2 separate regions of the Homo sapiens genome follow, and region 1 is linked to region 2. The links are chromatin loops, found by intact Hi-C in ENCODE. Cell type or tissue: PC-3. All regions are shown on one strand. Links, peaks and the distances in the headings refer to the core of each region. The heading gives the core; the rest is flanking DNA.

The links. Hi-C counts contacts between places; a loop is a spot of excess contacts. Peaks named below come from ENCODE experiments on the same cell type or tissue, not always from the same donor. Only the 100,000 strongest peaks of a DNase experiment are listed, where the experiment ranks them.
Region 1: a loop joins it to region 2, with 5 times the contacts of the local background. A loop is called at or near these places in 2 of 110 quality-filtered maps.

The regions. Positions count from the first base shown.
Region 1 is chr14:29,527,514-29,544,038 of GRCh38, forward strand. No RefSeq gene overlaps it. Among named protein-coding and RNA genes, the nearest start is that of PRKD1, 390 kb to the right of the region's middle. In PC-3, for the core only: a CTCF peak has its summit at 9,557 (motif pointing left); no DNase peak of the experiment used is centred there; H3K27me3 peaks cover 2,893 bases.
Region 2 is chr14:28,768,616-28,785,140 of GRCh38, forward strand. It overlaps FOXG1 (forkhead box G1), which reads left to right. Exons shown (of 1, transcript NM_005249.5): 1 at 1-1,662. The coding sequence ends at 134. It overlaps LINC01551 (long intergenic non-protein coding RNA 1551), which reads left to right and starts at 4,089. Exons shown (of 3, transcript NR_026731.1): 1 at 4,089-4,240; 2 at 4,745-4,818. LINC02282 (long intergenic non-protein coding RNA 2282) reads right to left here. Exons shown (of 2, transcript NR_135255.1): 2 at 14,876-16,352. RefSeq lists an enhancer at 5,676-6,175. In PC-3, for the core only: no CTCF peak of the experiment used is centred there; no DNase peak of the experiment used is centred there; H3K27me3 peaks cover 7,783 bases.

The DNA.
Region 1 (16,525 bases), core at 5,264-13,263, 760 kb after region 2:
AAAGAAGGATCTTGAGAAGTTTACAGTTTTATTTTTTTCAAGCACCACAAACTAATAAGCAAAAACATATGAATTAGATAAAATACTTCATTAAGTTACTTTTATTGGGTAAGTCAATGTGATATGATTACATTTTAGAGACATTTAATTCTTCATCATATAAAATCACATTGATGTTTGGTTATATTTTCTCTTCTGGTGATGTAGCCATTCAAACTATTTTACTCATATCAAAGCAGAGATATTATGAAGTTAAAACTAAAGTCATTTTCATCAAAGCTAATCATAAATTTTATTTTCTTAAGTGTCTCCTAGAGTATTCATATTGCAGGTCTATAAAGGAGACTCTTAAAAGTACTCTCTGGTCTTGGGTTCTAATTAGAAAGAATCCCATCAAACGTGGGAGCATTGATGTGATGATAGTCAGGAGAGCAAAAACAAAAACACTCACATTTGGTTCATGAAGCTTTGGATGAACCCATTGAACACTGATATTTTAGGAAAGTATTTCTTACTGTTGAAAGTATAATTGGCCATTCATTACTTAGATGGCCAGCTTCACAGTGGTTTGCACCCATTTGTATAACTTAAGTAAATGCATAAATGCTTCCTTTGAAATGACATAAAACCTAAATCATTCCATAAACTAATAAATGATAGTTGCTCGCTATCTTGTACACAGTTAGCTTTTTATTGGTTAAAAAAATGTAAGTGAACATCACAGATGCAAAATGTTTGTTGTTAAGAATGTGTGTTTACAGGTGTGGAATACCCTAAGGATGGGTAGAACTGATACCCTGCTGCAGGTGCAGACTTTAATAAACAGGAACTTGTCTTTCCTCTAATCACTTCTCTCCTTTATCATGCTTTTGGATTATCTCAATTCACATTAAGTATCACTTGTGCATAAAGCATATACAGTGTACTATATTTATTTAGGTATACATGTGACTAGATCTTCTATGAATAAAACCCAAAATGCATTCACATGAGAAAATGGAGTGGTTTAATTTAAATATTTTAGGAGTGCTAGAATACTAATAAACATCTGGAAGAACAGATAAAACTAGATAAATGTTTAGCCTTGTTATGAGTAACACACTAGCATACGATTAGGTTTATAATGGTTGTAATTTAACAAAACTGTTGTATGAAATATTTTGTTTAGCATTCATTAAAAACTGTTAATGCACTTGTGTTTTTCATGGACTAAATTTTTTGCAGCAGACGCACGTTATTAGTATAATACAAATATGCTAAAAAGCAAACAGTTTGGTGTTAAAATGTTTTAAGTAGAATTGTGAAAAGAAATTTTACATCAATCTTTATTTTTTTTCATTTTTACAGGGAAAATTTTACCACAAATTCCATATTTTAATGATATTATACCAACTCTATTTTTTAAACTCATTTTGTCACTGTTTTGTAACAGAAACACTGTAAATATTATAGATGTGGTAAACTATTATACTTGTTTTCTTATAAATGAAATGATCTGTGCCAACACTGACAAAATGAATTAATGTGTTACTAAGGCAACAGCCACATTACATGCTTTCTCTTTCACAGTAGGCAGCAGAGCATATGGTTTTCTCTTAATGGAACGCTAGCTTCTCATTAACATACCAGTAGCAGTGTCAGAACTTACAAACCAGCATAACAGGGAGATGGAAAAACTTATAAATTAGACCCTTTCAGTACTATTGAGAAGGAAATGACTGATGTTCTAAGGTACAATATTTAGCTAATACTGTGCCCTTTTCTGCACCTTCTTTCCACAAAAAGAAACTTTTTTCTTATAATAAATATAAATATAAATATTGAAGTGCAAGTAATTTTTACCCTGCTTCTAAGAGTGATTGGCACCCTGATTTTGATAACTCTTCTTAAAAATAATATTTCATTGCCTTTTTGCTCACAGTATGTTTCAAACAGCTGTATTTTCACCATTCTGTTTCAATACAGAGAAGCAGTTGAAATACAAAACTAATTTTCTTATCTTCCTAAAAGAGGAAATCCGTAAGGTAAACACAAAACGAACATGGGAAGGAAACCCTTTATTTTCTGAAGGCTAAGGCCTACCACGCCAATAGCAGAAGTGGAGCCGCCAAGAGGTCATGATTGGTAGTGAAGGGAAGAGAGGAATTGTATTTAATCCCTATTTCACCGCGTGTGGTTTAAATCATATTTAGCCATCTCATAATGATCACAGTGATTTAAATTGATCATCCAATTTTTTTTATTTTTTAAGCTCCTTCTCATTCAGAATTCAGCCGTATTTGAGGAAAGAACATGTCAATATCATGTCTTAAAAGACACATTTTAAAAGTTAAACCTATATGTATGACCTAGAAATTATACTTACATATAGATAACAAAACTTCACATTCATGAATTCCATAAACTGAAGTAGCTTTTATCATCTTCATTTTATTTATTTATTTATTTTTTGAGACTGAGTCTCACTGTGTCGCCCAGGCTAGAGTACAGTGGCACGATCTCGGCTCACTGCAACCTCTGCATCCCGGGTTCAAGAAATTCTCTGCCTCAGCCTCCCGAGTAGCTGGAATTACAGGCACTTGTCACCACGCTCGGCTAATTTTTGTATTTTTTTAGTAGAGACAGGGTTTCACCATCTTGGCCAGGCTCGTCTTGAACACCTGACCTCGTGATCCTACCGCCTTGGCCTCCCAAAGTGCTGGGATTACAGGCGTGAGCCACTGCGCCCAGCCTATATTTTTATATTTTTATAGCATTCACTTATAATTAAATAATTGAGTGCTATAATAGTGAAATATAAGGTTCTGGAAAAGTTGACCTATGTTTCAGGGTTATTGGAAAGTAATTGCCAGAAATAAAGCAGATGTATTAATCCTCTGATAGCCAAAAACCTGAGGAGATAACAAAGTGAATTGGTGATTCTTTCCAAATACTTTAATGTCCACACTAGTTCAAGTCACTGAATGAAAAATTTTCCTTCTAAAAGTCTAGCCATTTATAATACTATGCTCTTTCTATGAACATGTTCGTAGGTGTATCTTTCAGAGCTGCAGATCACAATGAATGACAAGAATAACTTTTAAAAGAATGTCAGGAATATATTAATAATACAAATATTATTTGACTCAACCATAAAAGCATAAACAAACTTTCTAATCATTATTATCCTGCATAAGTAATACAATAATATATGTATCATTCTAAAAACTTATTTTCTCTTTGAGGGAGCTCAAAATTTAGCTGAATTGTGAGGATTATTCAATGTGAGCATATTTGTGACTTAGCTCATTTTTTGTGAATACCTGAAGACACAGAACCAGGAATCAATAATGCGTAGAAAGGTATCCAGGTAACATTCCCAGAGGTATCATCAGCCTGATCTTCTAGGAGTTGAACCCCAGCGTTTAAAATTTTGGAACTTACTTATTTTCCTTTCACAAAGACAAAATTATTAATTCTGTTCACAGAAAGTTATTTCTCTTTTCCTTCCGCCATAAAACATCACAGTATGTTTATTTCATAAATCATTCTCTTTCTCCCCTTGCCTCAAACTTTGCCATTATCTCTAAGACCCCTTTGGAAACTAACTTAATAACTATTATTGATTTGGGTCCAGTGCAAACTATTCACTTAAGGGTGTTTCTACACTTTCTGAGCAGCAAGCAGCCAGATAACCATGGCCCATTCTGCAGATTTAATTTGAGTATCAACAGATCCAGATTTGGTAAGCATTTTTTTTTTCTTTTCTTACCAGACTCCAAGAGAGCCACAGGAAATAACTGGCACTGGCTGCTTGGCATATCCCTTTCCTCCATTTTGGTAATTTCTCTATAACCCTAAGAAAGGTATGTGAAAAGTCATTGCCTCTCAGTGTGTGTTTCAACACCACTGAATCAGGAACATCTCTGCATACAGGTGTTAAAAGAAGCTTCCACCTCATGACTAGCATAAAACTTAAACCAATGGTTGTTATTCAGCTGAAGACAGTATCAGTGTAAAGTGCCACCGATCTGGTCACTGTCTCTGGGAGGCTGCCAGAGCTTCTGCATTGGCTTCAGGGTGTCGTCTGTGAAGGAAGCCAATTAAGATCACAAGATAGTGGCGGGTAATAATAAACTTCTAATGATGTTCCTGACTGAAAAGAGGTAATTAAAATGTGTATATGGATGACCCCAGCTTCTGTCAGTTCAGTGTAGCTGTTATGCTGACAATGTCCATGTTTTGTTTAGGAAGAGGAGTTAGTGTTGTCTAAAAACAATGAAATAAGCAATTTAATAATATAGAAAGAATTGCTTTGGAAAGGCACACTAGTATCAATTTTGTCGCATCCCTGATAGGATTTAGCTGACTGCTGTCTCTTGACTCGTCGATATTTTTTTGTTTTGGTCCCTGGCTGTAACTTCTCCTTCCTCCATCTCCATTCTCCTGTTCCCCAACTCTACACTCCCACCCTCAATCCCCAACCCCAAAATGGGCTTTTTGGTTGTTACATTTCAGTAGGAGTCATTCTTATCTTCTGCAGGTGCTTCTTGAAATCAAAGACTTGTTTTGAAAAGAAAGGCAATTAATTAGATAGCAAAGGAAGCCAGTCCTCTTATCACCCGATCTGGTCATGGACATAGTGCTTCACACTTTTTCCATTCCCTAACCCCACAGCTCAAAGCTTTCCTGTACACCTGCTCTACTCAGCTCATCAATTTTCTGTGAGCCAGTTAAGTTCCTTTAAGCCTATCCACTGAGAGGTGGTGATAGTTCTCCAAGAAAAAGATCGAAAAAGAGAAACAGAATGCTCCTCCAGGCCTTTATCTTGATCACACTGTTTGTTTTCACATTGATGTCTGTAATGAAACAAAGAGGATTTAATCGTGTTAAACAAAAGCCTGTTGGTACCCAGAGGAAACTCATTTAACTCTACTTCAAGTCTTGGAGTTTCAGGTTTCTTGTCTTCCTCTCTGTCGATCCACCAGGCTGAGTTTCTTACCTGGGGCTTAAAATTGTGAGGTGTGAAACTCTTCTTTTGTTTTGACAGGTGCTCTTTGCTAAACATCAGCCTAGCCTTGATGGTGATAATACACAGAAGGGGGAAAATAACTTCAGAGAAGCTAATGACTGTACTTACTCAACTTTTACCTTTAATAGGTTTTGTTAGCTTCTCTCTTTGGAGTTCTTTAGTATAAAGTGGAAAAACAAATTGGGCTGATGGGAAGTGAGTGTGAAAAGATAGTGGTAGTTAAGAAGACCCTGGAACCACCTGCATTGTGGAACTCCAAGAAGGAAAGAAAGGTGAATGGGTTTGAGCTGCTCCTTCATCAAGGAGTTAGTTGGCAGGGCCTGCCATCATTAAGTCTTTGTTTTTTTAATGGTTTAATAGATTTAGGGGGTACAAGTGCAGTTACACGGATATGGGACATGGTGAGGTCAGGGCTTTTAGTGTAACCATCACCTGAATTGTGCACATTGTACCTATTAAGTAATTGTTCATCCACCTTCCCGTTATCCTTCCTTGTCTCCAGTATCTATCATTCCATTCTCTATGACAATGTGTATGCATTATTTAACTCCGACTTATAAGTGAGAACATACAGTATTTGACATTCTGTTTCTGGATTATTTCACATAAGATAATGGCCTCCAGGTCAATCCATGTTGCTTCAAAATACATGATTTCATTCTTTTTATGGCTGAGTAGTATTCCATGAGCATTATTATGTCTTTCTAGAGGAAGAACAGACTCTCAAGTGGCACTCATAACTTTACATTCGACCAAGGAGTCTTCAGGCATGATTCTAATGTTAGAATGCCAGACTAGTCATCAAGAGAGTGGGAGACTCCAAACTAATAGAACTTCTCTCTTATCCCCAGAAAGGGGTCTCTTTGGATAGAGAGAGAAGTCTCGAGGCCCCTCTCATTGGCTTGAAACCATCGTGATGTGTTCCTTTGCTGACTGCTCTTCTGCAGTGTTTCCAAAACAGCCTTCCTGCATCTATTGAAAGCACTGGTGTCCTTTATTCAATCTCTACCTGCTGTTACCTTTCTCTCTGTGCCTCCTAACCTTGACCTCATTCTGGTGAGGAGTGGGAAATCCTTTCTACAGACACTGACAATCAGTTATGCTGACCACGCACTGTGAAATAAAGACAGCTGACCCAAATTTTCAGGCGGTGTCAAATTGTGGTAGTTTTGAGCTTTGTCATCAGCCCAAAAAGTTCCATTGTGCCAAAATTAAGGAAAGAAAATTACCTTCTCTTTTTGCTTTATAAAAGCCCAATCTTTCTTCATCTTTGTTCAGACAGTGGTAATAGGAGTAGGGTATCGACTTCTCCCAGAAAAAAAAACTTAGTGCTTACAAAAATTTCCCGTGTAATTATTAGAGAGTTTGTATGGATCAGTGGTTGAAGGTGGGCCTAGAACACCTGAGTGATTTGGAGTAAATCTTGTTTGTGCTGCAGAGTTCTCAGGTTTAAAATGTATGTGCAAGAGCAACAAGATCATAGGATTCTTATACACAATTAATTAAAGTAGAAAGTGTAGAAGTCTCCTTAAGTCGTATGCTGTGCTCAATACATGTTAACCATCATTGTTTGCAAACTTCATAGTCAAGGCTGGCTGTTAATGCACTGAGCTTCATTGCCTTCATCGCCTTCATCATGTATTTCATCTACAAAGCACTGGTTTTACTTGTTTCCCAAAGGTTTGGGGAAGTAGCTTCTCTTTTCATTGGGTTTCCCAAAGGGTTTTGCCTCCAGTAGCCATTCCATCTTCTCAGCAAGAAAATCACTCTGATTTCTCCCATACACACTCTTATCTCTAAAATAACCGATTGGGCTATTTATTCTTTCTCTTTTCTCATTCAAGATCATAAAGAAGATGAAATTATATATTTGATTTCAGCCGTTTCTGGAAGATCAGAAGATTTCATCCTAGAACAGACCTAGAAGGCAGAGAAAACGAACAGGAAGCTGCAGTTCCCTTTTGCATCGTTATGGTCTTCACAATTTGGCACATCTCATGCCTGCGCTGGGAATCAGCGTCCTCAATCTTCCTTGTCTTTCTTCTTTCTCTGTAGCTAGTATACCACGAAAGTAGATTGCTCGTGAATGTTGCGTTTTGCTGCTGCCTCATATCTGGAGTTTCCGTCTTAGAGCGAAGGCTCATCTTTGATTCTGGGTCGTTTTTGTTGTTGTTGTTGTTGTTGTTTTGTTCGTTTGTTTGTTTGAGACAGAGTCTCACACTGTCGCCTGGGCTAGAGTGCAGTGGCGCGATCTCAGCTCACTGCAAGCTCCGCCTCCCGGCTTCAAGCGATTCTCCTGCCTCAGTCTCCAAGTAGCTGGGACTACAGGTGCTACAGATGTGTGCCACCACTCCCAGCTATTTTTTTTTTTTTTTTTTTTGTATTTTTAGTAGAGACGGGTTTTCACCGTGTTAGCCAGGATGGTCTCGATCTCCTGACCTCGTGATCCGCCCGCCTCGGCCTCTCAAAGTGCTGGGATTACAGGCGTGAGCCACTGCGCCTGGCCGACCCTGGGTAGTTTTTATACCAAAGCTTAGTTCGTTTCTTACAGTTTCCTGAAAGTTAATTATAACTGGCATCTTTTTAGAAGGTAACAACTATTTGTTAGAAGAGTGAAGTAGATGAGAAGGCTTAATTTTAAAAAGGGCTAATAACTTCGGTCATTACTCCTCAGCTATAAGAAAATAACAGAAAATAATAGGAAAACTGGCCGGGCGCGGTGGCTCATGTCCATAACCCCAGCACTTTGGGAGGCCTAGGTGGGCGGATCACCTGATGTCAGTTCAACACCAGCCTAGCCAACATGGCGAAACCCCGTCTCTACTAAAAGTCCAAACAGAAAAAAGAAAAAAAGAAAAAATTAGCCAGGTATGGTAGTGGGCGCCTGTAGTCCCAGCTACTCGGGAGGCTGAGGCAGGAGAATGGCGTGAACCCGGGAGGTGGAGGTTGCAGTGAGGGGAGATCGCGCCACTGCACTCCAGCCTGGCGACAGAGCGAGACTCTGTTTCAAAACAAATAATAATAATAATAATAATAATAATAATAATAATAATAATAGGAAAACTGCAAATCTGGCTAGCTGATTTCCTTCCTTCCTTCCTTCCTTCCTCACTCCCTTCCTTCCGTCCTCTCTTTCTTTTTCTTTCTTTTCTCTTCCTTCCTTCTTTCCTTCTCTTTCTCTTTCTTTCTTTTTATTTATTTCCATTTCTTTCTGAAACAGAGTCTCACTCTGTCACCAAGGCTGAAGTGCAATGGCGCAATCTTGGCTCCCTGCAACCTCTGCCTCCTGGGTTCAAGCGATTCTCCTGCCTCAGCCTCCCGAATAGCTGGGATTACAGGCGCCTGCCACCACGCCCAGCTAATTTTTGTATTTTTAGTAGAGACGGGGTTTCACCATGTTAGCCAAGCTGGTCTCAAACTCCTGACATAAAGTGATCCACCGCCTCGGCCTCCCAAAGTGCTGGGATTACAGGCATGAGCCACCACGCCCTGTCAAATCTGGCTGAATTCTTAAATCGAATGTAGTCATGTGTCACCTAACGACAGGGATGTTCTGAGAAGTGCGTCACTGGGTGATTTCATCCTTGTGGGAACATCATAGCTTGTACTCACCCGAATCTAGATGGTGTAGCCTAGGACACATCTAGGCTATATGAAATAGCCTATGTTACCGTACTGAATACAGTAAGAAATTGTAATGTAATGGTATTTTTTATCTAAACATACCTAAAAATAGAAAAGGTACAGTAAAAATATGATATTATAATCTTATGGGACCATTGTAGTATATGTGGTCAGTAGTTGACCAAGATGTCATTCATTAGATGGCACATAACTGTGCCAGGAATTAAGAAAGAGGAGACAAAAAGAAGAAGAAAGAAAAAGTGGTAACCCTGACTCTCGCCAAAACAGGATCACACTCATCCCTTGTAGACCCACTTTTTCATGATCTCGACATAATATCCTATATTTGCTTTAAAAATAACAATAATCACAAGAATAGTGGGGAGCGGGAGAAGAGAAGAGTGTGAAATTCAAACACCCATTATCTATTTTGAACAATTCAAATTGAATAGGCCTGAAATTGAAATGGGTATTGTGGCAGTAGTCTTAATGCAAACTTAATGTTTAAGTCCTTCTCAAACTGTTTTTAAAAAATCTCCAGCATTATTTCATCTCTGACAGCTGAAGCATTCAGAAAGACTATTTGTTTCTCTAACATCCTTTTATTGGGGGGTGGTGCTGGAAAATATATGGATCAGCCCATTTTATTCCTTTAAATGTAGTCTTGTTGTTTTTTATAATGGGATTTTAATGCAGATTTATAGGGGATTTTCTTGCAACAGTGATTCAAGCTAACTTGGTATTCACAAAATGAAGACTAATACAGAAAATTCTTTTTCTACTCTTTCTTCCCAAAATAAAAATTATTTGATTTGAAAACAGGAAGTTTTGACTTTGGTTTTTCTCTTTCCTACCCTGTCTGGACACAGTGAACTTGACTGGTATTTGAGGGTACAGAGGGCTGTAAAAAGTTCACATATGGCACACAAATTATTTTGTTAGGGTGCCATCTGCTGGTATCAAACAACCAGAGCATATTTTTTCTTAAAAATTAATTATTTTTTCTATTTAAACTAGACTTAGAAATTTGACTCAAATAACTTTTTGTCCTTTCTCATTTAGAATTATAGTATAGACTATTTTCAAATGGTTGTCTGATGCATAATTCTTAAACACTCCAATATGGTAATAAAATAAGGTATAACTTTATTCTTAATTTAGGAAAATGGAGGCACAAGGCATTGCTTTGACTTACTGGTTCCTGACCTGTTTGGATTCAAGTTTCTTTTCTTTTTTTTTTTTTTTTTTTAGTTTCTATGTCTCCTTTGACATTAAAAATTTTTTTTGTCAAATTTTCCCTACAGAAAAGCAATTTAATTGTTGTGTTTGTGATTACATTGGTTTCAACATGCTTTATTCATCCATTTGCTAAACTTGGTCTCTATGCCATAGCATAAGGTGCATGCACAATTTGTTGCTTTTTTATAAAGCTAGCTTATCAGCATAGCCTTTATCATTTGTGTTCTATATTAATGTTGATCCCTGGTCTTTTCCCCACCTGCCTCTATAAGTGGTAAGGAAAAGCAACTGTTCCCCTTTTTAAAAAAAACCTTTACCACCTACTAGTTATATGTCCTTGAGCAAGTCATTTACTTCCCTGTGGCTAAGTTTTCCTTATCTGTAAGTTGCAGATAATAGCAATCACCCCAGAGTATTAAGGAGTTATTCTGAGTGTTAAAGGAAATCACAGGTATAAAGTTTTAGAATAGTGTCATAACATAATAAACACACAATAATTGTTAACTGTTTTGTCACAGTTGTTATTTAAGCATGTCAAAGAATATTAATGAGAGAATCATAACTTTACAGTAACTCCTGGGATTCTTAGCCTCTTTAGACTGAGAGATACAAAATGAACGTGTGTGTGTGTGTGTGTTTATATTTTGCAGTAGAAGAGCACACTATTATTTTCCTTACCTTCCCTCTGTCCCATTCTATGAGTGCTTAATTGACATGAAATCTCAACTTCCTAAAATTTTGTATAAACCCTTCCATAATCTGACTGTGTACTTCTTGTCCTTTATTTCTCCATATTCTCTTTTTCAAATACTGTGTTTCAGCCATAATGAACTTCCCAATTGCCTGAGTGAATCATGCTTTCACTCTTCAGGCCATTGTACATGCTTTTATTTCTTCTGCCTGAAACACCTCTCCTCTCTACCTGGCTGCTGTGTCACCTGTCACTAGCTGATACCTTCTTTATCTCTCAGCTTCCATGTTAAGAAGTCTTCAGCCAGGCACAGTGGCTCACGCCTGTAATCCCAGCATGTTGGGAGGCCGAGGTGGGCAGATTACCTGAGGTCAGGAGTTCGAGACCAACCTGGCCAACGTGGTGAAACCCCGTCTGTACTAAAAATACAAAAATTAGCTGCAGGTGGCAGCAGCCTTTAATCTCAGCTACTCAGGAGGCTGAGACACCAGAATCCCTTGAACCTGGGAGGCGGAGGTTGCGGTGAGCCAAGATTGCACCATTGTACTCCAGCCTGGGCAACAAGAGCGAGACTCCTTCTCAGAAAAAAAAAAAAAGGAGGTCTTAACATATGGATAAGATAATCCCTTTCATGGGCTCCAGTAATATTCAGTACTCCATCTACTCCAGATTGGAAGGGGTAGGGTCTAGCTAATGGATCATTATACTCCTAGCTTCTAGATCATTATCTACTTAACAATTATAATGTAATAAAAATGTAAATGCATAATAATTAATTCAATAGATACAGGCTGAGTACAAACTTTCTGCTAGGTACTTTTCTAAGCCCTGAGCAAAACAGACAGAAATTCCTGACTCTATTGAGTTTAATTCACTCTATGTTTTTGCCTCAGTTTTTCTGTTTCTGTTCAAGGCCACAGAAGGAAAACCGACATGAGAGAGTGCAGCACCCTGGGGCTCACAAGGAGGGGAGCTGTTACTTTCCCTGCCTCTAGAGTCAAAGGGAAGAAGTAGCAAGGTGTTTGTCTGGGGAAGACCATTTAGTGGAAGCCCTGGCCCTCATTAAGGGGATTCAGTCTGCATGCAGTGTCCTCTAAGAGCGGGGACCCAGGAAATCAACTCAGACATCTCTTGCTTCTCCCTCCTTCCTTTTCCTGCTGTTTCCCTTAATGGGTTGAAGCCAACTGAAGCCAGAGGGCAGGAAGCCCAGGTAAAGTAGTCTACATAGCTCAGCCTCCTGCAGCCCAATATAGGGGTCAGGATCAGCAGAGTGGATCTGGAAGGACAAATGGAAAATATTCAGCACCAATTTTGATAAGAACTCTTAAGTTGTTTTCTTTTAGTTTCTGAATTATTTTGTAAATGAAGAGTATTTGTAGGGCCAGGTGCGGTGGCTCACGCCTGTAATCCCAGCACTTTGGGAGGCCGAGTCGGGCAGATCAGGAGATCGAGACCATCCTGGTAACACAGTGAAACCCCTCTCTACTAAAAATACAAAAAATTAGCCAGGTGTGGTGTCAGGCGTCTGTAGTGCCAGCTACTAGGGAGGCTGAGGCAGTAGAATGGCGTAAACCCAGGAGGTGGAGCTTGAACTGAGGCGAGATCATGCCACTGCACTCCAGCCTGGGCAATAGAGCAAGACTCCGTCTCAAAAATAAATAAATAAATAAAGTATTTGTTCAAATAATTGGCGTTGTGTGTGTGTGTGCTGCACCTGTGGGAAATTAGGGCTTATTTTTATAAACCCACCCCTTTTAAACAAATATTAATGTTCTGTATATTTGAAGGCTTTTTTTGGTCAAATGAGAGATTTAGGCAATCTAATATGAATGAAGAAATTTGTTCTAGATTGTGCCTTTGAGGCTCATTTCAGAACTTTTAAAGGAAAAAAAAAAAGATTTGAAATTCTGTGATTGTGGAAGAACTATTGGTGATGCCAATCGTTTCCATCATTTCTGAGGCCCTCCTGGAACTGCTGCAGATGCAGTCATGGGTCTGTGCTGTAGCTCATGGCCCGAGGAGTAGGCCAGGGGAAAGTAACATAGAAACAGAAAAAGGTTACTGAGGTCCCAGGGCTACCTTTGAAGAGATCAAGATGTCTTTTTAATGGTGGAGGTTCAATCTGAGTGTGTCTGAAATCCAAAAGCACAAAAATCAAGGACCTCGCATTAACCTCTGCATCATACCACCCATTTTTCTGTCATGGGCTGTATCATTTTCCGTGAAAATCTTATTAGAATTTTGCTTGACAAGGCTACTATAACATAAGATTTATGCTTTCACAGGAAGTACTATTTTCAGTCATTTATAACTCAGGTGGATACACTTGCTGTTAGGTAAACTTATTTTGAGAACGATTTAGTTCCTTCTTTCTGTAACCCCACCTTTACACTTCCCTGTCCCTAGTTTAAATGTTAATTAGTTTTTCTAATAGTTTGATACTTAACACCAATCATGTTCCACATTGTGGGGGTACCAGCTTAGATGACGTCTTTCCTTCTAGGGGTTAAAATACAAACATATTGAGAACAAATATGATATCTTATAAATTTGGTACTGTACATTTTTCTTAGAATTGTCTTGTTCATTTTTGAAATTAGATTCTCACAATATTCATTGTTGTGAGATTCTGACTCCTTTTAAAAATAAGAAAACAATGAATGTAAATGAGTTCCCAGAACAAATCAATGTATACATTGAGGATCTATGGCATGCACCCACTATCTGACAAATAAACAATGCTCATATGAATGGCCATATCTCTGATAGTTCTGACCTACTGTACCTTTGTTTTTTGAAGCTTTTAGGTTAAAATCTACTTGAGGGCCAAATCCTCACTCTCTAACTTTTTGTCTTTTCTCATTTAGAATCATAGTATAGACTATTTTCAAACGCCAGCACAGTGCCAGCAAATTGCGTGTAGAAAGTCAATAAATACATATAGGACAGATTTTTTTGCAGGGCTATTTAAGGATAACCAGGTCTCCAGAACTATTTTGAAATACTCTGTGATTCTAGCCTTAGCACACTACAATATTATGTTTTCAACTGCTAACAATGTACAAAGATGTAGGTCAATGGAGTATATTGAATGTTTTAGGAAACTTGGCCAGGGTTAGAACTCTCCATTTGATTAGATTTCTGGAAAGAGGATTCAAGTATGTTTAGCTCAATTGCACAAAAGAACATGTTTGCATTTCATATTTTAGCTAAAATTTTACCAAGAAATCAGACACTTTGTTCATCTTTAACAAATAACCTTTTTAAAGGTGACCCTGTGCAAGAGAGTTTGGTCTCTTCACAAACAAAATAATCTCCTGATAAAGAATTCAGGGTTGATAATGAATTCCTTTATACATGTAATTAATGAATAAGAAATCTAATATTCTGTAATAAATGAATAAGAATAATGATAGTGGTAGGGGGTGGGTGGAGGATGGAGGAGAGAGTGCTGACACATGAAATACTGACACCAAAAGCAGACACTACCAACTCTAGGCAACCCACAGCTTGATGAATTTATCCAATGGCAGAGATTTCCAAACCAAAGCAGAACCTTCCAGGGTTTGCCAGACTGTGAACCTCCACTGCTGGACTCAAACTTGTCCAGGCTGGAAATTGTCTTGTTATTGCTTCTCTAAGAATCCCCAGAGAACATGGGCTCTCTATAAATTTATCTTTTTCTTTTTCTTTTTCTTTTTTTTTTCCCTAGACAGAGTCTTTCTGTGTTGCACAGGCTGAAGTGCAATGGTGTGATCTCTGCTCACTGCAACTTCTGCCTCCCTGTTTCAAGTAATTCTCCCTGCCTCAGCCTCCAGAGTAGCTGGAATTGCAGGCACCCACCACCACGCCTGGCTAATTTTTGTATTTTTTAGTAGAGATAAGGTTTCACCATGTTGGCCAGGCTGTTCTTGAACTCCAGACCTCAAGTGATCCACCTGCCTCAGCCTCCCAAAGTGCTGGGATTACAGGCGTGAGACACTGTGCCTGGCCCTAAACTCATCTTTTATACAACAAAAAGAAAAGAATAAACACACCCTTTGGTCTTATCTTGGCTATAGCAAAACATACCAAGCAGAATTAAACTTTTGTTTATCTTCATACCCTCTGCAGAGAGTATATGACCTTTGTTACACATAACAGGTTTTCTCAAAACACCTCGAAAATGAATGCATGTATCTAGGCCTGTGTGTGTGTGTGTGTGTGTGTGTGTGTGTGTGTGTGTGTGTTTACAAAGATGAGAAATCCAGTTAAACTAGTTCAGGAAAAAATGCTTATTATAATAATATAATAAGCTCATCAAAATGGAGTACAACTAAGTCATATGCAACCTGAAACTAGGACAGAAACCTCTTCATTAATTGAAGCAGCTACTTGTCCATCTGTTTTGGCTTTTCATATTTGTTTATCTTTCCCCAACTCTCTTTCCTTCCCTTGCTACCTCCTTTCTCTATAATTCTCTCTCTCTCTTCTATATTCACCTATTGCTTAAGTTAAATGCTACGCTTCCTGAATATATATTGTCGTTTCCCACAGTTTGCAAATGTTTTGTCACTGATTTATGCCAAACCTCCTAAAGTATATCCCTAATTCTAATACTGTTGTAGCAGGACACAATTTTTTCCAGGTCCCAGAAACCTTCATTTTTCTATTAAAAAAAAATAGCTTTATTTCCAGACCCTGACTCATATTAATCCTTTATGGTGAAAGGTAATGACTCCAGCCCACCTCTGGGTTTATACTATACACACAAACAGAACAAGGGAGTCTCATACATTCCTAAATTATAATACCAAGGCAAGAACACAGTATCTGGAACTGGAAATTTGTAACCTTCAAGCTCAGTCTTCTACCCTACTTTTTTAGACCACTAAAAGTTGAAATATTTTCACTATCAAGGAATAAAACCATGCCAGGTCAAATAGGCACTGTTCTCCCAGCTCACCTCTGCTTCTCTACCACCTAGTGATTGCAGACTGCAAAGGGGATAAAAATTACTACTCTAGATTAACAATAATAATAATAATAAATCCTTCTTTAAATAGATATATAATCAGCTTTGAAGATTTTTCAAATATCGATCAAGTTCCCAAGTAAAGGGTCCTGCCTCATGGAGTGTTCAGAGAAAAATAATTGTGGATATTTTCAGTCATCTCTCAAAGGCTCTCAATTCTAACCAAGGCTCTTCCATCTCAAGTAACACAGACGCCAATCAAGGTAACATAAAAGAAAAAAAAATGATCATGGCACAGTGTTAATAAAGAAAAGATAATAAAATTGGAGAAGAACTCTCAAGAATCTTGTTTGAGATTAGCCTCATGGAGGAAGGAGACCAATCTGAAGCTACTCTCTCCTCTTTGAATGCACACAGGCTCTCTCATCTCTAAGTATCTTTCTCTCTTTCTATCCTGACTGTTCTGCTTCCCTCTGAGCCTATGCATCAATTGCACTGGGGATGACAGTGCAAAGATGAATAGGACAATGTCCCTGTCCTGTGAGCTTAGAGACCATCAGGGATAGGATGATAGATATACAAGGACAACTCAGCACCAGTTGCAATGTTGCAGAAGATACAGTGTTCTGCAGCGATGCAGAAGATAATGTTCTACAATGTTGCAGAAGATACAGGCGGTAGGGAAGACTAAAATGCAGGAATGGTCATCTCCATATGGGCAGAAGGCAATGAACGTTTTAATGGGTTTCAAGGGAGAGAGAATATTTACAGGAAGCCTTCAAGATAGCCAGGTATGGTACAAGGGAACCTAGAGAAATAGGCAAAATCCAGATCATGGATGTCCCCATGTGACATCCTAGGGAAAGCTAAGGGGACTCCACAATCTCATTAGGATCATGGTCATTCCAACAGCAATGTGAGAAATAATTTGTACCTAGGCTTAAATACAGATCATGAATCCTATGGTCCTGAATAGCACTGTCCAGACAGAGACAAGAAAGATGCA
Region 2 (16,525 bases), core at 758-8,757:
AGGCCCCCTCGACCCTGCCCTGTGAGTCTTTAAGACCCTCTTTGCCAAGTTTTACGACGGGACTGTCTGGGGGACTGTCTGATTATTTCACACATCAAAATCAGGGGTCTTCTTCCAACCCTTTAATACATTAACATCCCTGGGACCAGACTGTAAGTGAACGTTTTACACACATTTGCATTGTAAATGATAATTAAAAAAATAAGTCCAGGTATTTTTTATTAAGCCCCCCCCTCCCATTTCTGTACGTTTGTTCAGTCTCTAGGGTTGTTTATTATTCTAACAAGGTGTGGAGTGTCAGCGAGGTGCAATGTGGGGAGAATACATTGTAGAATATAAGGTTTGGAAGTCAAATTATAGTAGAATGTGTATCTAAATAGTGACTGCTTTGCCATTTCATTCAAACCTGACAAGTCTATCTCTAAGAGCCGCCAGATTTCCATGTGTGCAGTATTATAAGTTATCATGGAACTATATGGTGGACGCAGACCTTGAGAACAACCTAAATTATGGGGAGAATTTTAAAATGTTAAACTGTAATTTGTATTTAAAAAGCATTCGTAGTAAAGGTGCCCAAGAAATTATTTTGGCCATTTATTGTTTTGTCCTTTTCTTTAAAGAACTGTTTTTTTTTCTTTTGTTTACTTTTAGACCAAAGATTGGGTTCTAGAAAATGCACTTGGTATACTAAGTATTAAAACAAACAAAAAGGAAAGTTGTTTCAGTTGGCAACACTGCCCATTCAATTGAATCAGAAGGGGACAAAATTAACGATTGCCTTCAGTTTGTGTTGTGTATATTTTGATGTATGTGGTCACTAACAGGTCACTTTTATTTTTTCTAAATGTAGTGAAATGTTAATACCTATTGTACTTATAGGTAAACCTTGCAAATATGTAACCTGTGTTGCGCAAATGCCGCATAAATTTGAGTGATTGTTAATGTTGTCTTAAAATTTCTTGATTGTGATACTGTGGTCATATGCCCGTGTTTGTCACTTACAAAAATGTTTACTATGAACACACAGAAATAAAAAATAGGCTAAATTCATATATATCTTGATACTTTTGTCTCTTTTATTAAGTAGAGCTAATTTTTTAAAGACCAATCAACTTATAGGGAATTCAAAGGCTTTTTCAGCCAAACTAAAATTTAAACTGCTCCTTTAATTTGAACTGACTCTAAAAATGAAAATAGTATTTTTCCCTTTGTGAACAAATTTTACAAGGAGCAGCCTATTTAATAAACACTAGCTTTAAACAAAGTATAGGCTTTTCAGCTGATACCTGTAAGTTTCTGTGGATATACAGCAAAAAGAGATATAATTTAATTTTCTGTGCATAGCTCTTTACCCTGTGTTTATTTCCAAATCCATTAATAGAATGCCATTTATATATTTTGTTTCAGGTATATTGTTAATAGAGCTTGGCAAATTATAAATAAATATATGTATATGGTTAGATAGAAGTGACTATAATGCACACATATGTAATATATATAGACACACAGAGCCCTTCAGTTCAGGTACAATTTGCGCTATGAATGCTGCAAACATTTTTGTTTAAATATTTGTATTTATACTTTCTAAGTCAGCATTTATTTTTGTGGCTGTTTACCCACAATGAAAGAGTTCTAATAAAGATGTGCTGAAGTTGCAATATAGATTTTGCTGAAGTGATCACCTGTTTAATGACTTGCAGATCAATGTTTATATTTTATTTTAAAATTATAACAATTTAGAATTCTAGATATTCAGAAGTAAAATGCCTCTTTTTTTAATTTTTACAATGTAGAGGTATTTATTTGATTCCCTTTTAAATGTCTGTGTAATTCAATCTAGAGATTTGTTCCTTTTGTTTAGTCATAATTTTAACTTTCCATATGCATATGTATGCATATACTGTATATGCGTATATATGTGAGACAAAATGAAAACATTTTTTGAATTGTTTCAGGCAGCCCAATCGCTATAATTGCAGAAAATAATTAGAAAACCTTAGTAAAAGGTTTAGTAACTAATTGGATCCTGTGGTGAATCTGTGGAGGACAAGTTGTTCATTTGTTACAATTGTATAGTCTGAAATGTGTTCTGCAGTATTGGAATAAGCTGGTTACTTCTTACAATGGGCCCAGTGAAAAATAATCTGGCCCTAAGATGTTATCAGCAAACACTTAGACAGTTGCTCAGGGGGAGGAAAAAAAAAAAAAGCCTAAGGGAGAAGCAAGCTTACTGGAATAGATTTGAAACTGAAATGCTGAATACTTAATATTGGAAAATAGAAGGGGGTGGACTGTGGAGTGGAGAGAGGGAAAGAGAGAGAGAGAGGATCTTTATGGTGAAAAAATAATTACCACCAAAAAGAATGCATGAGAGAGAGAGACATAAGGTGAATGATAGAGAGAGAGAAAGGCCTAAGAAAAATATATAAGGGCCAGGAAAATTAAAAGAGCTGGAACCAAATATACACAAATGGGGAATGGACAAAAATAAGCCAAGACAGCTAGTTTAATTATCTCCTTTAAGCAATTAGACATGATTTTATTTTCTTAGTATAAAAACAGTTTCACCAGAGGTCCAAATTTTCTTGAAATTTAAGTTCTTCAGAATGAAGCATAAAAATATTTCACAAAAAATTATTGTGTTAAAAGTCAAATTTATGGCTGATATTAAAAATAGTAATAAAGTCCAAGTGAATGGTTTTATGCAAAGGAAATCCCCATTACACATTTTGAACCAAAATAGCTCAAAGAGAGACATGTGTCCAAGCTGAAAAAAAGGTGATGATTTATTGTTTGCTTTTGCCATGGATTTTATTTGTGGAATAAGAATGTATTATCACAGGGGAAACATAGAATTTTGCTTACCAAACGTTAAAAAGAAAGTTGAACTCTTGTGCTAAGGTAAAGGGGTATAGATATAGAAGAAAGTTTTCCTGCATGAGTATTTTTTTTGGCCACATTAAATAAGTATACTTATTTGTATTTATAAGTGTTTATTTGGGTGACAGATAAATAGAATTTTAATGGCAAACATCATACTTTGAAGTCAAGAGTAAAACTGATTTCTTTGAATTCATAGAAACGAAGTATTGGAGTGGGAGTTCTGCTTGGACCCATGTCCAAATTACATATAATGGATATGACTAGAAGTTTGTTAGGTGTACTAGACACGAAGGTGGATATATGGAGAGAGAACTTTGTAAAGGCTTCCTGAAGCCCAATATGAACATCTCATTTCCCTTGATCTATCTTATCATCCCTCAACTTATCTTCTCAAAAAACACATGACAGTCTGGCATGGCATATAATACATTTTTGCATCGAACGGGTTGTAATGTTGTGTTATTTGTTGTCTCCAACTTTGACCGTTAAAATTAGTTTATGTCAGAAATACACTTCAAAACTTTTGAGGATTATTTTCTTTCATATTATAATTGTTTTTAATAAGATGAAGGTTGTCCTTTGTGAAATTTTGGAACTGAAACTGATCACAACTTAAAACTTGAAATCCCAAATTAAAGTTTATTTCCAGGTTTAAAGTATTTTACTTGAATTTGTCTGTTGTAAAGTTAACAAAAAATATTAATATGTAAAACACTGAGAAAATGATGTAATTGAACTAGAGGAGTTAAAGTATTATTTCAAATATGTTTCTTCAGCCTGTTACAAAATTGGGAACCAAGTGAACATGAAGTCTAGAACTAACAAGGTTTAATACAAATATCCTTATGGTCATGGAAGCCTTCATGTAGTTTATGTGACTTGCATAAAATCAAAGGCAGAGAGGCAAAAATTTAGTCTCATAGTGTATTGATTTTAATATATATTTAAGTTGGTGCATATTTCACCCAAATACGTGGATAAATTCAATATATTTAGAAGTCTATAGAAGTGTAGTTTTTTAAAAAGTGTATTTTCTACAACATTGTTGAGGAATTTGCATGCACTGGGAAAATTTTGGTTTTGAGAAATTAATTTTATGAACAGCTAAAGTGGTTGGTTGTGTTTGAGACTAAAAGCCTGTTGGAGAATTAGACTAACAAAGGGTGAAGGTGAAGATCATTAGAGGTTTTAGAACTGGCTGAGATGGGTTGCTGGGGTTGTGTAACTGTGCCTAGAGGGCGGGGTTCCTGTACATTCCTACTTCACCAGATAACCTGCCCCCAACACCACTTCAGCTTCTGCCAGACAGATGGAACTCTCCAGCATGAAAATCTGCGCAGCCATTCCAACAAGCAGGGTAGGTGAAACTTGAATTAAAATTCTCCCCTCTTTATTTTTCTACTTAAGTCCAGATCCTGGAGATATGGAAAGAATAGAGGTCATCTAGATTCTCTCTTTTGGGCACACACGTCTGCATTCTTCCTAAGAGCTACCTACCTGTAAGAGTTAAAAGGTGCTAGAGATCTTTCCCAGTTAGTACTTCATGCTAGATTTTCTTTTGCGTGCATTTTTTTTTTTTTTTTAAGATTTCTTTTCTCTATACCAATCATTCCCCTTTTCTATTCTCCCTTCAGGGCCCTTTCCCCTCAATCACTAGCAGTTAAAATAACCCACCTCAGATTTTGGCTCCCAAAGGCACCCATTCCCCACCCTAGCGGTCAGTTCTAGGGACCTTATCCTGAGGATGTAGGCCAAGGGGGCTCCAGGCTGGCAAATAGATGATGTATTGTTATGTTTTGTGCCTCTTGTCTCCCTCCCGATTTCTACTGTGTTTTGTTTTTGTTTTTCCCCACCACCTAAGGCTCTGCCTGAGGTTGTCCGAAGGATGCCGAGGAAAAGGATATCAGGACTGGAATGGCTCTTACAGCAAGATCCGTAAGTGAAAGTGCTTTTCAGAGGGGAAGGGGTAGGGTAGGGAATATGTGTAACTGACTGCTTTGGACTGAGTTTTAACGCCTGACTTTGGGGTCCTGGCCTTAAGTGTTCATCTTTTCTTAGAAAATGTTAGCAGGCTCGCTACCAACAGACGTAGCTGAAAGGATGCATAATTTTTTTCCACGTTGACAGAAATCACGGTGAATCCCCAGGTCAAAAGGATGTAGACACGGCAAAGGAACATGGAGAGAAAACGAGAAAAAATTATACGGAGAAGGGGTAGTGGGAGACTGAAATAGGTCCTAAAGTGTAAATTAATTCATTTCGTGGAAATATGATTTCTGAGTCTTATGGTTGCTACAGGAACTTCCGGGACGTTCTTAACGCTCAAAGACAGGTTTATTAGCTATCCTTATTTCAGTTAAAGCTCTTTGCTCCAGAGCCAAGAACCTGCTTCTCTCTAAAGTTCTTCTTTGGATCGCCCTTCTCTATTTGCACACTAACATAGCCAACCTTCCCCAGAGCTGGCCCTCCGCCCCCAGCTCCTTGGCCTGGGTCACACCAGGGTCCCGGTCGGATTTAGCCGGGCTGCTCCGGGTCGGGTGAGGCACTGGGTGCGTGTGGGAGTCTTCTCTTCTGTCTCTTCGAAAGACTAGGGAAATGAACACCGTTCTGGGCTTGACTTTGTCCCTGCTGGGAATATCCCAGTTCCTGGCTTTGGAAATCTCAGGCAAATAATTGATTCTTAATGCACACTTAGGAGACGTCGGTAGTACGCTCGAGAGCCTCTCTGTCCCAGAGTGGCTGAGAGCACGCGCCAGACACAGGTTGGCTCGGCCCGAAGCGAATTTGGGACTCTCGTCGCGGTGTCCTATTAATTAGCTTTTCCCGGCGCCTCAGGGACTCCGGGGTGAAGATGGAGAGGTGGCATAATGGCGGGACTTGAAGTCGTTGTGGCAGGGACCTGGCAGCGTTGTTTTCTCGGGTTTTGAACCGGTGTGGAGAAGTAACTTCAGCTGCTGAGTTGGGGCCGCCCTGGCTGCGCGGTGGCGGAGGAGGAGAGGAGAAGCGCTCTCGGGACATTGCGGCGGCGATCCCCGCAGAGGGTGAAGCCGGGCGCTGCGCAGGGAGCAGCAACATGAGGGCGCTCTTGCCCAGGACAAGCAGAGCTGTACGTTTGGGTAGCTCATATTGGCTGATGCCAAGAAAAGTGACTTCAGAACCTTGGCTGGCGCGCTTCCCTACCTTTTCCCTTTCTTCTTAATCTTCTGTGTGCCACCACCTCCCCCCAACCTTTTTTCCCCTCCCAAAGTTGTTTCCTTTTGTTTACCCGGTGCGGTTTCAGATCTCAGCACTTCTCAGCTAGTAGATAAAATTATTTGCTCTGTAATGGACATCTCTTCTCCTCTCCACTTGTTACCCCACTCGCCCTTCGCTTTCTACCCCATTTTGCTTCTCTCTGCCCAAGCCTGTGGTCCAAGGTGCAGGGATCTCACAGGAAAACAGGTAGCCTCGGGGTGGGAATTCCCAGAGCACTGAAGGCGCCGGTTGTTGGCCAGAGGGAGGCCGGGACTCCGGTGGGCAGAGTACCCCGCGAGTGCGGAGATTTTCAGGCTGTAATCTTCAGTCTGGGAAAGGCGATGGGAAGGAAGGGCGATGCAGAATAGAGGTGGTCCACTTCTGACTCCCCCCTCACCCGCCCTCCCCTGCAAGTAAGACTCAATTTCTATGATTCAACACCGCCTTCACCAGCTCCTCTATCAAACCTTGAGGTAGGCAGACATTCTGAAAGTGTTGTGATCAGAAAAGGCATTTAAAATGATAACAAATAACTCACAAATTATGTTTGTGAGGGTGGGAGGGAAAATAAAATGCCCCATGTTTTTTTCGTGGTCTGTTGCTTAGCACATGTAATCTTTTTCCCTATCTTCGGTCCTATCTTCCCTATCTTGCAGAAAAGCCGCTAGGAGGAAAGCATGTTGGACATTTACAGATTTGAGATTCGTGTTGGAAAGAGAGGGAGTGTTTAATTAACAAACATATTTGGGTGTTCATTTTCGGCTTAGGTTGAATTTGCCTACTCCGCTGGCACTCCCAGAAACTGGAGTCCTCGCTTTCAACTTTATTCCTCCTCATCTCTTCCTATTGTCTCATTCTTTGAATCAATGCGTTTAAGGTGAAAACGTATCTTCCTGCGTAGACGTTTTTGATTCCGTTGATTGAGCACGAAGACTAAAATCTGTAATGGGGTTATGGAGACTTGTCTCTCAGTTCTTTCATTTTCTCATTGCTCTGAAATTTAATGACCTGATCATTGTTGTTTGAAGTTAAATTATCTGTTAAATTAGCCCTAAATAATAACTGATGATATTTTCCTTTTGGATTCGGTTGCCCTTGAATTCTTGGCCCTGGATGTGAGAGAAGTCTGAGAGAGTGTTTTGTGATACAATATTATAAAGACAATCAAAATCAATATTTGTGTGCCAGTGATATCACATAGGAAAAAATCCCTTTCAAAGTAGCTGAATTTCATAAAGAAGACATTCTTTTAAAGGCTTGTGCTTGAGAAGCCTGGATTCAAGAATGAATGTAAATAAGCATCTTTGTTGATGAAGAAAAAATATGAGCACTGTATTTTCATTACTCTCCAGAATCTAAATATTCAAACTCATCACATACTGGTGCTTGCTAATCTAAATCAATTCGGCCTTCCAGGGATACATATTCTCAAAAAGAAAATTTAACTTTTAGCAAAATCTAAAACATTGTTTCAGATGTGAATTTCTAGAAATCCAAAGTATATTTATTTCTTTGAGTCAGATACTAGTTTGTTTTGCAATCATTATATGAAACAATATTGAAACAATGCAGTTTTTGTTCTCCTTGCTTGCTTCATGGTGCTTCCATATACAAGTATAAGTGTGAGAGCTTCCATAGTGTACTGAGGAAATGACAACTTATTTTTTTTTAACAAAAGGCCCAAAGAATCTTTAAACCAAAATGTACTACAGTAGTTGAAAAAGATCTTTAAAAATAATAAGCACTATTGTGTGTTTTTCCTATTAAAATGTGCTGAATGAATAATTAGAGGCTGGGATAAAGGTTGAAAAATTCAGAGCAAGAATTAGGTGGTAATTTTATTATTTGATACTTTTACAATTTATATAATTAATGATGTCATTTTAAAGTTTGGCAAAGCTTTTGCAGAAAAAACAGTACTCCTCCCATCCCATCAGAAATACACTAGAAGGAATAAAGTACATTCAGGTAGAACTGGCAGAAAGAATTTTTTTTCCAGTAGTAGTAGTATTAGTGGAGTTGAAAAATATACTTTTAATTATACATTGCAAGCTCTGATTGCAGGTTAGAAAACTAAAATCGATCATTCCTACATCAATAGTGTTGTCTATTACTACATTGATTTGTGTTTATTTATGCAGAGACTTTCAGTTATTTACTTACATATTTCAGCATCTGCCTCTTGATTATTATCGTAGGTTGCTTTTAATGAAAGAGCTTATATAGGAAGCGAAACACACTTGACAGATCCATTTTAAGTAAACCTGATAGTGAATTATGGCAACCCAAGGAGATTATGAAATTACTTATTCATACTTGCTTTTTAGCAATTAGGAATCTGTTTCTGATTAAAACCTCATGCTGCTTGAAAACTTCCATTCTTTTCTTCATACATTGTATTGATGTGCTTCAATAAAATAGAAAAAGATGATTTTGTGATGTCAGATATAATAGAATGAAACTGCTAAATGAGCTTGGTTGTCTTTTTCCATTGGCATGATGAAGTTACCCTCATAACAATAAGCTGGCCATTGGGTTTATTAATGCTGTTTATGAAAAATCAAGTAGCAATCATTTGAATATAGACATGTGTTTTAAAACATCTATTAACTCTAAATTATGCCAGGGGTGCTTAGGCTGAATGAGACAATCTGGAGTTCTTGAGTATATAGTTTATATATATACTCATATTTTGTATTATTTAGCATTATGTGTGATTATAACTTACAAAGATAGACATTTCTCTTGAACTAATATCTCACAGGAATGTTATATATCAGAATTCATTTGAACAAATAGGAAAACTAAAGACCCCGTAATGTGCCTTTTATAAGCACAGAGCAACAGTGGGATATCGAGATGCGTTAATGTCTGTGCCTCTCTTATCACCATTACAATATATTGAAAGATAACTTTAAAATTGAGAGAAAAAAGTGACCTAATTTATTGAGGGCTATTTAATGCTCATGTTATAGGACTTTTATTGAAGTCTGGAGGAGTAATTCTTCCTTGTTAACAGTGTGGATACATTTAGCAAATACTGTTAACAGCCCTATTCTTCATCTTTTGCGCCAAGCAACCACCCCCAGTCCGTGCAGGAATATAACAATTTTTTTTTTTTTTAGAACGATAGGGCCTTGGGAGATGGAAAAGGAATTAATCTTCTCACCCTGGCGAGTTTTCCTGAAACTACTTATCCTTAGCGTCAGCGCTGTAAGAGGTGGAGCCGCTCAGTCCCGCGGGTGGCTGCAGACAGAAGGTGGGCGAGTCCTGGGACTTAAAAAGTTTTGCAGAAGGTTGAAAAGAGGAGCAGAGGGAGAGTTTTGAGTTTATTTATTTTATTTTCCTTTTTTTTTTTTTGTCTTGTGCCAAGCCCTTGAAGTTAACGTAGCGACGACGTGGTCCTTGTAGGACCAAGCATTCTTGGCATTCTGTCGAGATTGAGATTCCAGAGCATCGGATGAACGGGACTTATAGCTAAGGCGTACTCACCCACCCCTCCCTTCGTCTTTTTACGCACGCAGCAACTCGTCCTCACGTGCATAGGGGTAGTGGACAGTGTTGACTTGAATTGCTGTCCCTCGTTCCAAGCCTTTCCTGTGAATGAACCCGAAAACACTCGACAGGTCGTGAATAATCGTTTTAATGAGTGTGCAAAGCGTGCGACGGGGTGCACCGAGCTGTCGGGTTAAACAAACAACTTGTACCCTGACCAAATCCGATTGTTAAAGTGCAAAGTGATGTCAGTACCATTTCCATTGCCTTTCGGAAATCCACAGATCTGACACGCGGGAGTCCAATTTTCCCCATTAAAGAAAAATAACAATATTTTTCGACCGTGTATGTGATCTTCTTTAATATTAATCTGAGCCAAACAAAACCTCATTTGGAGAATCAGAGAATTAGTCGTGTCTCTCTCAAAGAACAAATTGGAAGAAAGGAATAAGGAGAAAGAAATCAGAACAAATATAAAATGTCTGAGGGATAATTTCTTCTTGATAGCTCACATATCACTGCTGATCAATGTTGTAAAAATCTTCCTTTTATATATTGCTTTATAGCTCACTAAAGGCAGATGTCAGGTTACTTGTATCCAAACAACTGGACTGGTAATTTAGTCTTGTACTAAGATGGAATTTGTAGACCTGTAAGGGCTTTTTCTATCAAATATTTAACGAAAATATTTGTTGTTTGTATATTAGCCTGTGAGAGAATAAAGGTATAAGTCGTTTGCACATTTGTGCTTTCAAAGAAAAGAGTTTGGAGGAAAGTAATGGAAAAGGAACCCTATTTGGCTATTATCTAAAATCATAACAAAAAAATACAAATGAGATTTTCACTGATTATACCCTCCCCCTTTTTTTGCAAAACTACACTGGAAAATATTTTCTTTCTCATTCAGTAAGAAGACTTATTTGAAATCAGTCACATGTTCTCCCTTCCTTTTTGATTCTTTTATCTTCTTTCATAATTCCAAATATTAAATATCACATGAAGATTATGAAAAAAACTTCAAAAGATTTTTATAAAATCTTTTACACATTCCCTCTAAAAAATCTGTGGAAAGAAGAAATGTGTAAAATATTTCCCCTACCAGCATTTTTTATATATTCACAATTCAAACAAAATGGCCATGATGCTTGGAAATCAGTATTCTAGTGCCACAGATCTAGCTTCTTCAACTCAGTAACAACATAGGGAGACCAAAGCTTATATTTTTGTTGGATTAAGTATTATATAGTACATATTTTCTATATGAAAGACAGAAAATATATGATTCCCTGCAATCTGCAAGGTTATTTGTTCTCTTTTAATTGTAATCCATTTGGAGAAATGAAATTTTAGGGATATAGTACACTTGAATGTGGAAGCTCAGCATTTACTCACTTAACTCCTATTGGCCATAATGTTATCTACATATCTGTGTCTGTCTGTTGTGACCATCTACTTCACATACAAATATGTCTATATACAACTGATAGCAATTAAGAGAGTTAATTCAACTAAAACATACAGCTGAGGTATTTGAAAGAGTAAGCAATTTTTTATGTAAGTCATTGTAGTTATGTTATTGTGGTTGCTAGTTTTTATACATCTGTCAATTTAGCACCAATTGGATAAAATGGAAGAGATTGAAATTCAATTTCCATCATCAAAACTTGGAAAAGACAACCAGGGTTTTAGGACAGTGTTTTTGTTTATTTTAACTGTTCTCTAGTAAATATCCGTATCAGATTATCAATTCAGAATATCCTTTATTTTGTAGGAAATTTAACAGAAAAATTAGTATTAAATCCTAGGGGCTTACAATTTTTAATTGTTTTAAATATTTTTGGGTAGGCAACAGACTGTGCAGTTTTTACCTAAACAGATTTCTTCTCTGTGGACTGGAGTTGAGGAATTTCAGGAGTCACTCAAAGAACTGCATCCATTTCTGCTTTAGATACACAAACAGCAAAGCTAGAGGGTATGTCTGTTTTTGTGTGTATATATGTAGTTAAAGAACTATGCTATCAAAACATTAATTATATTTGAAAGAGAACAGAGCATGTTGTGAAGAAAATTGCAATATTGAATTTATATTCCACAGAATCTGTCTGAGAGGGCTGAAATTGTATACCTGTCTTATATGATGCACCCTCTTCAGAGAGGTGCCTAACAAGAGCAAAGAGATGAAAGAGTCAAACTTGGAGGGGAGTGATCTTAAATGTTTGGTTGGTCCTGAGCAGCGGGAATCCACATGAAAATGCAAACCACATGAAGAACATACATGGGATCTTTGTTCCCTGTCAACAAAAACAAATAGAATTTTTTTTTCCTCTACCAAGCAAATACAGAATAATCTTAGCTGAATTTGGGGGAGGGGGAGTGACTGAATGACTAAGAAAATTTCAGTTATCATATTTTTTTATCCCCAAGTCCTATTTATTTCACAGCTGCCAAATTTTATGTCCAAAATTTAGGTTCTTTTCCTCCCAAATCCTACATTAGTATGAATCATCCCTGATCATTTTTAGTTTTTGGCTTAATTACTAGTTTTCAGCTTTAAATTACCAATAAACTAATTAATCTGACTAATCTTTCTAAACTTCTGTTGAATAGTATAATAGCTGCAACAACAACAAAAATAAATAACAAAAATTACAATAATGACAAAAATAAACTGTTAATAATAATAATGCAAATAATAGCAGAAACAATTTTAAAATAATTTATCTGGCTGACAGGATGAAGATGTAATCCATTTCAGTCTGAAATTTGTGGTTCACAGCTGCAGTCAGGCATTTCTCTGATTTCTTGTTTCACTGGTTAAATGGATGATCTATTCCAACCCAAGTTTCCTAATAGAGACTCCCTTGGTCTAATATGGTATGTCTTTTTAATGGCACTGAGTATTTTTGTATCCACTCCCCTTTATTGCTATGGACATGCTGCCCTGCAGATGACATTCCCAAATAAACCAACCTTGGCGGGGGGCGGGGACGGGAAACTGGGTGCGGAGGCAGACATGTGAAAGGATTCTTGGGTAGAAGGACCAGGTGCCTTCTGACTGGAGCCCTGCTGGTGAGTGGGCAAGTTGTCCTATTTGGGAAGCAAGTTCACAGAGCTGAGGAGTTTGAGAAGGGCTGAGTCACTGAGGTTCCTGTGAGTCCAAAGTGATCACTGGCCCTAAGGAAGCCAGCCCATAGGGCAAGACATAAGAAGTAGGAATTAGATCCCCCAGATGAACTCTTTTGATTCCTTTAGGGATAGAGAGACATAAAGAGGATAATGAAGTGAAGGCAGTATACCTGGAGGGAAGACAGCAGGTTAAAGATGTTAGTAACTGGTGTTGGTCTGGCAAGTAAATCTCAGCCCATTTCTTCAGGAGAAGGGAAAAATGCTTTTGTGAGCTGTAAACTTGCCAAGGTTTATTGTTTAGGTGAAAGAACAGCCATCAGTTCCTAGGACTAGGCTTGAAAGTATCTGCCAGCGAGTCTGTGTCTGCAGTAATCCAACTCTCCTCTCAGCCCCATGTTCTTCTCATCTCATGAACCCCCAGGCACCATTATCCCCCCAAAAAGAAAATGAACGAAAATTAAAAAATGGATTGGGAGGGAATTAGACTCAATATTTATCAGGAAGATACTGAGGTGAAAGCAGGTTGTTTTATAACTAACTTCCTTCTTTTGTGAGAGGGAAAAGAAAGCTGGTTAGGAGAGGAAGGGTGATTATGAAAGAGAACAGAGACTGAGACAGAAATTCTTTGGCAGTCCAGCAGCTAAGGCCAAAGGGAGAAGGATCTTAGCTATAGAAGGACAATTTTAGGTCAAGGAAGAGTAACCATTGAACATATTTTCTTTGTTCTGTTTACTTGAAAAGTAATATAGCCTAGTAATGTATGTAAAAGCAAGATCTGTACACCTTAAAAATTATAAAGAGAAAGGCATAAATATCAAAAGCAAGTGTTATCCTTTAGAAAATTTTAATGAAGATATTGTCTTCAAACTTATATATACACACTATCCCAAAACCAAACAGTAGTTGAAGGAAGAAAGGGGGGTGAGGGGGAAAGGATACAACTTCCCTGCTGTAGTACCATGCATCTGTCTTTTCACCTTTCACGGCAGGGAGGCTGAACAATCCTCTTTCATTTCATTTCTTCCTAGTCTTTTCATTGTTAAAAGTATGAGAAAAATTCCAGCTCATGAGAATATTATTTCACTAAAGATCAGCAAAGAATGAGGAGCTTTCATGATAAATTCTCTGAGGTGATGTTCAGTCTTATCTCGCCTAAGTCTGCAATGGGAGAAATGCAGCTCTGGCTGTAACTATGTATCAATCTATTCTTCAATGATACCCCCAGGCTTTCTCACTGCACTAATCATAACTACTAAATTCACTCCAACTCTTCTGGAAGTACAGTTCTGCAGCTTGAAATCAAACAGGAGCTTTCCATATAAAATGAAATTCTAATTAAAATAGTATTTTAAGAAAAATACTGTTATTATGATAGTTTCATCTTTGTTTGAATTGTTCCTTTGATTAAGAAACAAACATTTGTTTCAATAAGAAAATGAAAAGAAATCAGCACTGCCAGTAAATGTGGCCTTCAATCCTGTTACATTTACTCCCGACTGGCTTTTGAGAATTTATTTTCCAACATTTTGGTTTTAATAGTATATAACTGAGAACCTCCAACTCAACAGAAAAATGCATAACTAAAATAGTGTAATACTTTTGTCATGACAGAAAAAGAAACAATAAAAGCAGTTATTTCAAAGTAGTAAGTCATGCAGACACTATTACACATGCAGAGTTTATGGACCCATTTAACAAAATTAATATGCTTCTATATCCCAGTATCTTAATGACTGTTTAGCTAACCAGATACTTAAACCATATATTTAAATGCTTATGCACCTATATTACATATACCATGCTGCATATGGTTCAAATATGTATGTTCTTTACAGAAACTGAAAGCTGAACAAATAGTAGTATTTCTAAGTTTTTGATTACTCATAATTGGGATTTACATGCGATCTATAAACACTGAAGGAAAGCCAGAACCACTACATTTTGCTTAGATTACATTATGAATCAAATAAAGGGTTCTTTCTGTCTTGGGGTGTGCAAGAGTGAGGAATTTAGGGGTTGATAGAATTAAGATATATATTTTTTTTTCCGTAAGTCAAGATGCAGTAATTTTCTTCTTCTAACATTCTACTACTAAGTAAAATAAACATATACAGTTTCAAAAGCAGGAGCCGTAAGCCCAAGTCAAGAGATGATATTTCAGAAAAGATATTCAAATGAAGCTCAATAACATTTTTTCCAACAAAGAAAATTTCAAGGCAGATACAGCCAGATCTGTTGCACAAGTGGCAAAGCAAAATATTTTAGTAATGGGCTGTAGGGGGATTTAATGGACTGACACTCTGAATATTTAAGAGTAATATTCCTTTGAAGAGAATTGCATGATCGTCTATCAAGCTCCTTAAAAGGGGTGAGGGAAGGAAAGGTTTGGAGGGTGGATTATGTCCAAGCATCTCAGCTATTGCTAGTGGTGAAAAGATATGACCTGGGTAGAATGGGAAAGGTTTTGATGACATGAGAGGATCTGCAAGAGTCTATTGGCCCTATCATGTTTATTCTCTTTTAGGTACACATTTCAAAAACATATCCTTTCCAACAGGCTCTCGTTTGCAGTCGCGGCTTCACAGACAACAACCAGCTTGCATTCAACTGTGGTCCAATGCATCAGTCTAGTTTTAAGAGGAAAACAATGGACAGGAAAAATAAAGTTGCAGTCTTATCAATGAAATTCTTATTCTCAGTTGGAGAATAGGGAAAAGGGAGGCTCCAAAACAGGGTGATGGGAGGGGAATAATAACTCTTTAGGTGAGTTTTGGGAAAATGCTAAGTAAAATGCTGTTCAGAAATTGGGATTAATCGAGCAGTTTAAATACAAATCTGCCGGAAATTGGAAATCGTGCTCTGTGCGAATGAAAATGAAAGACTTTATGCATATTCTAATTTTCTCTCTTTGGCTGCTATTTTAGAGGAAGAGACTTCTTTTGCTGATGGTGGGACTTTTTTGTTCTGCACAGGAAATGTGTAAATGAACACAAATGTTTTTTCTTTTGCCTTTCCATTCCTCTCTTCCATTCTCCCCTCCCCCTTTCAACAATCTGAAGTTGTTAGGGTCCGCAGTTCTGCCGCCACCGATCCCAGTGTTACTTCCCATTCCCAGGATGTTAGAGGGCAGGCAATGTAGGCAGGACAGGACAGTTAGGGCTCCTCCGGAAATTAGACCTTTGGAAATCAATGCAGAGTTTCTATTACATTTCTGGACATTCAGAGAGCTAGAGGATGAGAAAGACTCTTGGTTGAATATGATGAAAAATCATCTAGATGAAAAATCGTCTAGAAAGTCATTTCCTCTCAAACCGAATTCTCAGTGACAGCTAGGTGGAAGAGAGCTTAAAAGTGATTTTATAAACCACGCTGTGAAAACCTACTGACGATCAGTCCCCTGTCCAAACACTTTTCCTCCCACTCCTTTGGGAACATACAGGGATGGTGCATTTTAATTACATTAAAACCAGCAAGAAACTCTTGTTTTATTCTGATGTAAATCAGTCACCTAATGCTGAGAAGGACTGAAGTGGCTCATATGGTCGTTCTGTGTTTTGTAGAATACGTAGGGGACTCCTGAAATGTGTGGGATGTAGGTAGGGGCGGGAGCGACTCTGTGGGGAGAGAAGGGAGAAAAAGATTGAGAGAAGGAAAGAGAAGTGTATTTGCAAGGCAGGCTGACAATTTCTCAATTAATTTGGGGCAGAGACAGAAAGACTCCGAGTTTCTAGCTTCTTTTCTATACCTCAGATAAAAAACTGAAGACAGCCTTATTCTAACAACTCAA